Linked DNA regions of Mus musculus: all the other regions are linked to region 2. The links are chromatin contacts, found by POLR2A ChIA-PET in ENCODE. All regions are on one chromosome and are shown on one strand. Each heading gives the region's core, a stretch centred on a gene start or an enhancer-like site at or near the end of the contact. The rest is flanking DNA. Distances are from core to core; before and after follow the strand shown. Region 1 holds the start of Tmem102 (transmembrane protein 102). Region 2 holds the start of 2810408A11Rik (RIKEN cDNA 2810408A11 gene). Region 3 holds the start of Ctdnep1 (CTD nuclear envelope phosphatase 1).

What was found. ChIA-PET counts read pairs that join two places held with the same protein, here RNA polymerase II (POLR2A).
Region 1: POLR2A ChIA-PET joins it to region 2 with 10 read pairs in embryonic stem cell. The contact joins the promoter of Tmem102 here to the promoter of 2810408A11Rik in region 2. POLR2A ChIA-PET finds 5 or more read pairs at or near these places in 3 of 5 experiments (Patski and embryonic stem cell).
Region 3: POLR2A ChIA-PET joins it to region 2 with 20 read pairs in Patski. The contact joins the promoter of Ctdnep1 here to the promoter of 2810408A11Rik in region 2. POLR2A ChIA-PET finds 5 or more read pairs at or near these places in 3 of 5 experiments (Patski and embryonic stem cell).

What each region holds. Positions count from the first base shown.
Region 1 is chr11:69,804,206-69,806,918 of GRCm38, forward strand. It overlaps Tmem102 (transmembrane protein 102), which reads right to left and starts at 1,419. Exons shown (of 2, transcript NM_001033433.4): 1 at 815-1,419; 2 at 1-725. The coding sequence starts at 1,028. G630025P09Rik (RIKEN cDNA G630025P09 gene) reads left to right here. Exons shown (of 1, transcript NR_027913.1): 1 at 1-1,833.
Region 2 is chr11:69,899,443-69,902,236 of GRCm38, forward strand. It overlaps 2810408A11Rik (RIKEN cDNA 2810408A11 gene), which reads right to left and starts at 1,472. Exons shown (of 9, transcript NM_001382461.1): 1 at 861-1,472; 2 at 264-368; 3 at 75-146. The coding sequence starts at 1,309. It overlaps Neurl4 (neuralized E3 ubiquitin protein ligase 4), which reads left to right and starts at 2,374. Exons shown (of 29, transcript NM_001013414.3): 1 at 2,374-2,743. The coding sequence starts at 2,456.
Region 3 is chr11:69,979,898-69,982,597 of GRCm38, forward strand. It overlaps Ctdnep1 (CTD nuclear envelope phosphatase 1), which reads left to right and starts at 1,271. Exons shown (of 8, transcript NM_026017.2): 1 at 1,271-1,688. The coding sequence starts at 1,587. It overlaps Elp5 (elongator acetyltransferase complex subunit 5), which reads right to left and starts at 1,338. Exons shown (of 9, transcript NM_018740.2): 1 at 1,310-1,338; 2 at 317-665; 3 at 102-162; 4 at 1-13. The coding sequence starts at 362.

The DNA.
Region 1 (2,713 bases), core at 169-2,668, 95 kb before region 2:
GTGGCGTGGGGGCTCTGGAGTTGCCAGGAGGACCGTGGTGACACCTGCGTGACGAGCTGCATGAACTAGCCGTGGGGCGCCTGGGACCGGGATCAGGGACTCAGCAACCTCAGCCAACTTAACGAAGAACCAGGAAGTTACTTGGGTCGGGCATAATGTGGGCCATGCCTTTGGAGCCTCCGACGGCTTTGGGACTTGGCTTTCGTCGGCGTCCAAGGCGTCGCTGCTCAGTGTTTCCAATGGCTCAGGAGTTTCAGGATTGGTAATGTCCTTATAAGACGATTGGGACTCTGAAAGGTCACTAGATGATTTTTGCAAAGACATGTGTGGCTCAGGTTCAGGGACATAATCATGTGACGGATCTACAGAGTTTTCCCGGTCGGTGGGACTCTCTTTGCTATGGGTTTGGTGAGTCATATCACTTTCTTCTGGGACAGGAGGTCCTAAGCAATCCTGCCAGGCCTCCCGGACCAAAATTCCACGCATCAGTTCTGGAAGGCGGAGCCATGCAGAACAGGATTCCAGATCCAGTAGCAGCTCGGGCCCAGTGCCATCCAGAGAAAACACAGGCACAAGGAGTGTAAAGCCGGCATCATAATGAGGTCCCCGGGAGTAGGGACCTAAGGGGGCGTGCCCTAAATCTAGGGAACCTTCGCGAATCCCACCACGAAGCAGCAAGAGTTCTGCCTGGGGTGGAAAACGAGGGTCTTGGCGGTGAACCAGACCTAAAGAAGAGAAAGGGTCGTGAAGGTATCCTGGTTCAAAGTCGGGGCAGGAAATGGCGAGGCTGGGGTTTGCAAATTCCCACACTTACCGAGTAGAGCGAAGACAAAATCCTTGGCTCGGAGAAGATCAGCTCCAGGCTTGGGCCCTTCACTCCAACTCTCCTGAACACGGAGCTCCTGAATTAACTGAGTGAGCTCCTGCAGCTGGGCGCCCGAGCAGAAATCTATGTCTGTGAGAGGCCGGGCTGGGGCTGGGGGCGGTGGTCCCCACCAGGGGGCACCCCCCCAGACGGTGGAAGCCATGCTTCGCTAGCGTTTGGTGCAGTTAGCTTTGGCAGGCCTTTCTTTTGCGGCCCCAAACTTGTCCAGTTTTCCCCTCCCTCTGAGGCAGATCAAGGGTTACAGACAGGCCACAAGTGGGTCTTGGAGATGATGTGATCTGTATTTAGTCTTCCTGATGAACAAATGACTATTGCCTTCGGTTTTTTCTAAGCAGGTTGCCCCACGGTAAATCGGTTCACCTGACTCAGCAGGTTAAAAAAAAAAAAAAAGGCTATTTGGTCCCTCCTGGGAATACAATAGCCAATCTTTACCACGAGCCTTTGCCCACCTCCCTTTACCTCTTTTTGAGAAGGGCTTATTGGTCCGCGGCTTTCCGATGAAGGGGTAGCTTCAAAGGTGGTGGACAGAAAGCAACATAAAAGATTCTACAGGTAACTTCCTGGTGGTCACATGTCCACGCCCTTTCTGGAAGCTGTCTGGGTGGCTCCGGACTGGTTCCGCCTCCTGTGAGAGTTCGTTCAGTCACGCCTCTCACCCTGCTGAGATGTTGTTACCCTGGGAGTTGTAGTTTGTGTTCCACGATACAGGTGCAGCGGTGCCTACACACCCTTTCCGTTGTTTCAAAGTAGTGCCTACTGGAAGCTGTAGTTTGTTTGTTTGTTTTCCTTTTTATCCCTTCAATTTATTTAGCTATTTGAGACTGGGTCTCACTGTGCACCTCTGGATGGCTTGGAACTTGCTATGTAGACCTGACTGACTGCATCTCAAACAGTTCATCCTGCCTCTGCCTCCTGAGTTCTGAGATTAAAGACATATGGTACCTTTTATACAAAGTCTTATGTAGCCCAAGATGGCCTGGAGTCACCATGTAGCCCAGGCTGACCCTGAACTCACAGCAGGCTTCCTATTTCAGCTTCCTTGATGAGAGAAGTTACAGGTTCCTGCCACTACACCCAGCTGGAGACAGTATATTATTCTGTCTAATCAGTCCTACACAAACACTCCTTGGAATTGAAGAATAATCGGTTGGATCCGAACAGTAAATAATGAACATTTCCTTCGGTCCAGTTTTGAGGCTCCATGGCCTCTTAGACAAGGCTCTTTAAAGGAAATTCTGACTTCATTCTGTTTTTATCTAACTTGAGCTAGGGCCTCACTGTCTAGCTAAGGCTGGCCTGAAACTCACTATGTCTATCAGGGGGGCTAGTTTTGAACTCAGAGATCCACCTGCCTCTGCCTCCCAGGAATCAAAGGTCTCTGATCATTTGAGAGAAGCTATGGCTTGGAAATGTCAGGAGATGGAACAACTGGACACTTTTTTTTTAAAGATTTATTTTAGGTAAATGAGTGCTCTGTCTGCATGTACACTTGTGTGCCAGAAGAGGGCATCAGATCCCTTATGGATGGTTGTGAGCCATCGTGTAGTTGCTGGGAATTGAACTCAGGTCCTCTGGAAAAGCAGCCAGTACTCTTAACCGCTGAGCCGTCTCTCCAGCCCTTTGACTCTTTTAAAAGAAGGGAAAAGCTGAGCGTGGCCTTTAATCTTAGTGCTTGGGGTACAGAAGCAGGCTGATCTCTGTGAGCTCAAGGCTGGCTTGGTCTGCACAGAGTTCTAGGTAGTGAGGACTGAATAGTGAGACCTTGTCAAAATAAAATAAAGTAAAATAAAATAAAACAAAATAAAATAAAATGGAATAGTGCATGAT
Region 2 (2,794 bases), core at 222-2,721:
AAGCTATCTGAGACTGCCTTCAAAGGTATGAGGGCAGAGGGCACAGCTCAACTAATCTCTGAGAGGGCTCTCACCTCTCTGCCACTGACTGAGGAGTCACCTTGAGAGAAGATTCTGCAGATGGGTCCTCATCGGTGTCCTGCAGCCTGCAGAGGAGGAGGAGGAGGAGGAGGAGGCAGTGTTTGTGCCCCGAGGCTTCTCTGCCTCTTCCTCATAGCCACATGTTAGAATACAGTTTAGGCTCAAAAGCTAGGGCTTAGCACCTGTGGTAGGGGGTTCTGGGCTCATCCGCCTTCATAAAGCCATAGTCTTTGTCAGCAGGGTGGTAGGTAGCCAAGATGTTCATTTCATCCCAGCGCTGAGACTTCCTAAGGTGAGGGAAGGAGCAAAGGAGGAAGCTCTTCTGGCGACCCTCTCCTAACAGAGAGGTCTCCTTCATTCTTCCCGGCATTCAAAAAATTCTTCTTATATTCCCTCGTAGAGGCTAGGATGGGAGCCAGATACCCAGTGATAATCAGTGCTGTGTGGCCAGGATTCCTGTGACACCTGCTGCCCTCTCCAAGTCATGGAACTTCAGATTTCCAACCTATTTGACCTCACCACCTCTCCCTAACCAGGGCCTTGGGACTCTGTTTTTTTCTTGGCTTCAGCTCAAGGTGTCCTGAACTCCTCCCTCCCTCCCGTCTCAGGGCTGCTGGCTAAAAGCTGAGTTGCTGCTATTTAAGCTCTCACCTTTCTTACTCTCTAGCCCTCCTTCCCTCGCTCTTTCCCCCTGCCTTTCTACAATAAAGCTCTAAAACCATTAAAAAAAAAAAAAACAAAAAAACAAAAAAAAAAAAAAAACCAGCTGAGTTGCTTACTTCTCCGAACCGGGGGGTTTCTTTATCAAAATGGAGCTGCTGTTTTTTAGGATGCTCCGAGGCCGCTCCGTGAAAGATGTCCCGGAGTGTGTACTACTCTCCGAGCTGTACACTTTAGCCTCCTCCGGCCCGGGGGTGGACGCCTTAGTTGCACCAGTTCCAGTGCCAGGGGATGTGCTGGACCCAAGGCTTGCAACCTCCTGAAGTTGCGGAGCGGGTCCTGAATTGAGGGTCACTGCCCCTTCAGAGGGCTGAATTGGACCAGGACTGCGGACTACAGGGTTCCCGGAATGCAAGAGGGAGCCAGGACCGCGAAGCAAGGCTACTCCGGGGGGTAATCCGGTGTCTGTTTGCATACCTCTGGCACTGCCAGGTACTGCCCTAGAAACCCCCCCAGGGGATTCTGCACTGAGGCCACTAACAGGTGCGAGAGACTCCGGCTTCTCCATAGCTCAACTTGGTAACCACTTCAATTCCACTGCCTACCCTTCTAGCTGCACATAGCCCTGCCCGTTGGCCCTGCCCCCATCGCGGCGGGCGGTGGGCGCTGGGGGCTCCGGGTCAGACCGGACCTCCTCTGCCTCTTCTCCCTGGCGCTGAGGCAGGTGAAAGGTCGACTATCAGACTTCAGCCTGGGAGTTCCTCCGCACACCCTTCCCTTATTGTTACACCCCAAGACTTTCTTTGTCTCTGTAATTTGTTCCCGCCCTTCTCCATCACCGCCCTTCTCCGAATCAACCAATCACAGTCAAGGGGCCTGGCCAGCGGTGAGGAGCCTTGTGATGTCACAGCCCCGCAACACCAGGGAGAGCCTGAGTAGGGCTGGGTTCTGTTAATAGCTCTCAGGTAACCTCTCAGAGGTGTCCGCTCTGTCCCTTGAGATTACCCAACGGGACACCGCTAGGATTTTTATTAGTAACTTTTAAGATTTAAGAGTTTCATTGGCACAGAGCTCAAGTTGGCCTTGAAATGTGTGCGGGTAGGAGAGGTGTGATGCAAAGTCTGTGGGGCCGGAGCGGGGTGAGGTGCGAGACTGGGTCAAGGAGAGGTGTGATGCGTGATCGGATTGCGACATTTCCGGCCTCGGCACTGTGAAGGGCTGAGACTTGGATTTATAAAACTACTTTTTCTCTGTCCCGAAGATAGCGTTTACTTCCATCGCCTTAAAGCGTGCGGTGTTAGGGGAAGCCACCAGCCCTTGCGTTAAGGCGAATGCTCTAATATGTCGCTTTTCCCTAACAAGGGTTGGGTCCAAGGCGCCGGGCGACGTCGCAAAGTGTATCTGGGCGCCAGCACGCCTTCGTCGCAAAGACGCCTGCGGCGGGCGATTCTGCCATCCACTGTCGCAAAAGCAGCCCAAATCTTCCCGGCTCTCGTAGCCTCTGTCGTCCCGCTGGGCCGTAAAGCAGTCCCCCGACCCCGTCGTCCTTCCGTTCCCCTCGTGAGAGACCTCGGTTCCTTAGCTGCGGACGCTTCAGTGCCGTAAAGCACACCAGGCCCCAGCCCCCCGGCCGTATTCCCCCAGGGCGTCTGGCCGCCGCGGTTGCCACGGTGCCGCCAAGCGCGGCTGTCGCGCGGCCGCGGTATCAGCGGCGATGGCGGCGGGGTCGGGTGGGAGTGGGGGCTCTGGGGCGGGCCCCGGGCCAGGACCGGGGCCCGGCGGGGGTGGGGGCCCTGGCAGCAGCGGACCAGGCCTGGGGTCCGGCGGGGGTCTCGGCGGTGGCGGGGAGCTGCACCCGCGCACCGGGCGCTTGGTCAGCCTGTCGGCCTGCGGGCGCACGGCGCGGCGGCAGCAGCCGGGCCAAGAGTTTAACCACGGGCTGGTGCTGAGCCGAGAACCCTTGCGCGATGGACGCGTCTTCACCGTCCGCATCGACCGCAAGGTGCAAAGCCGGGGCAGCTGAAACGAGGTGTGGAGGGGAGTGGGAGGGGAC
Region 3 (2,700 bases), core at 21-2,520, 80 kb after region 2:
GACCTGCTCCCCACTAAGGCAGAGATGAAGGAAATATATTGAAGAGTGGGGGTACCGGCTCCCTTTCCGGGAAGGAGAGGAGAAACTGTGGGCTAACTCACCGAAGTGCAGATTTCTTGATAAGAGCCTTCAGGAGACTACGCCCTTCCCACTCCACGGAATCTGGGGAGAGCCAAGGATGGGTGAGACCTACTGAGCCCTCAGGGCTCCGACCACGACTTCCACCCCTAGCTGGGTATCCATCCCCAGCGGGTCCTCCAGGCTCCCGCTCCTTCAGCCAAGCCCAAGGCTACCACCGCATGCCTTGATCCCTCACCTCGCAAAAGCACCAAACCACCGATGGCCAACAACGAGTCCAGCATCTCTGACGCCTCAGGACGCCTTCTGATGTCGTCACCACCGAGGAGGCGGGGCACTTACGATTGCTTCCAACCTTAAAGGACCGCAAAGTCCGGAAAGAGGAGCCTGGTTTTTTTATGCTCCGTATTCTCAGGGGGCTTACACGGAGGGGCCGCTCCAGAGTCTCTGTACACAGTCCTAGAGACAACATCCTTAATCTACTCTTGCACCATGACTGGAGCCAGAAGGGCCGTTGGAACAGTTATCAGTGGGATGGGGACAAGGACAGAGGTCTCACGAGCTCCAATCCCGAAGAAGGTTCGAACCTGGGAATAAATGATGTCACTCGGCCCCGCCCACACGGCGCCTGGCTTCTCTCCAGGTCCCGCCCCGCAGTAACCTAGTGCGCGTGCGTAACGCTGCACCCCGGGGTCAGAGCAGAGAGCTTTCCTTAACTTTCCCCTCCCTCCTCAGAATGAATTGAGGGAAACAGCAATCCCGGGGAAGTGAATACACGTCACTACCGGAAGTAATGTCAGAGGGGAAGAGGAGGAGGGAAGAGAGGAGGGAGCCCTTTGGGCGGTAAAATGGCGCCTGTCAGAGTGGGAAGCCTAGCTGCAGAGGCTGCAGCCCCGCTCCTCAGCGGCTAAGCGATCCTGACCTCGGGGAGGGGGAGGCCACTCCGGCCCAGCGATCCGTGCCCTTCGGCTCCCCCTCCCCCTCCTCCCCAGCTCCTGCGCCCAGGGGGCCCCCGAGAATCGCCGCGGCCCACCGCGCGCCGCCGCCGCCCCCGCCCGCCCCCTTCCCGGGGCAGACCCCTAGCGCGCCTGCGCAGAAGGCCACCCTTCGCTTCCCCCTTCCCCTCCCATCTCCCTCCCTCCCTTTTCCCTAGCCCCCTCCCCCACTGCCCCCTCCCCCAATTCTCCATCCCCTTCCCTCCTGGTCTCAGAGGACCCTGTCCTAGCCCGACCTGTTTCGGCCTGCAGCCCACGCGAAGTCGTCGGTGCCACTTCCCGCTCATGTGGGCCCCCGCGGGCTGCCCACGCCAGTCCCCCAGTTCCCGGTTCCGCTGGGCTTTCCCTTCGCTGGGGGTGGCTTTCTAAGCCACCCACTCCGTGCTCATCTCTGCAGCCTCTCCTGCCGCTCGGGGCCCCCGTTCCCCCTCCCTGCGGCGGGGGGCTGCCCCCGGGGGGCTGGCGGAGCTGGGCCGCGGGGGCCCCGGGGCCGGCGGTGCCGGGGTCATCGGGATGATGCGGACGCAGTGTCTGCTGGGGCTGCGCACGTTCGTGGCCTTCGCCGCCAAGCTCTGGAGCTTCTTTATTTACCTTTTGCGGAGGCAGATCCGCACGGTGAGTTTGCTTGGGTGCTGCCAGTGGTGGGGTCCTCTGTCCGCGGTGCTCGCGGAATTTTGGATAGTGCTGGGCCTCTGCTTTGGGCCTAGGAAGGGAGCCTTGGCCAGAGCTTTACCCGCTGGAGAAGTAGGACACCTTTAAGCAAGGTTCAGCCCTTAATAAAAGAACCATGATTTTTACTGGGTTTGCTTTCTTTCTTAATCTGCCTAAATGGGATAGGATTTGGCAGTTCTCGGGGGCTAGAATGGTGCTCTCCTTACGAAAGCTAGAGTTGTTGCTAAAGAAAGAAGAGGCCGGGAACACCTGTTTGCTGGTAGCCAGAACTATTGATATGGGCTTTGGAAAGACCCTCCTGTTGAAAGTCAGACTCCTTTGTCAGTGGTGTGGGTGGGTAGAAGGGCATATGGAGCAGGAATTGGAACTTGAGGAAAAGCCTTGGGTGTGAAGGAGCTCCTCCAAAAAGGCTCTGGAATTCTCTAGCTTGTGTGTATGGGCTTATTATTAAGACCCTGGGACAGAAAACGATGCTTTTCCAATAGGCATCTTTAGTTGTCAGATGCACATTAAAGTTGGGTGTCTCATTAGACAAGCTGGCTGTTAGCTGGAGAGCTTGCATCTGAAGGTGGGCATGTTTCTCCAGGCGACTCTAGCGATTATGAAGGGATACTTGGAGTGTAGAGACTGTTTGGATGAACCCAGGTATCTCTGGGTTCTCTCCCTCAAGCTTTTCTCCAAGGTAAACATTGTTTCAGCTACCATTCCTCCCCGCCGCCCCTGCCCCCAGCCCTGGCTGTCCTGGAACTCACTTTGTAGACCAGGCTGGCCTCGAACTCAGAAATCCACCTGCCTCTGCCTCCCCAGTGCTGGTATCAAAGGCGTGCGCCATCACGCCTGGCTTACCATCACTTCTTAATGAACATGCCCTCTGGAGTAAATCTCCTGAAGTCAGATTCTGGGGGGAAATGACTGAGTAGCATGCAGGCTTTGGCAGCCCAGGTCAGAATTCCCA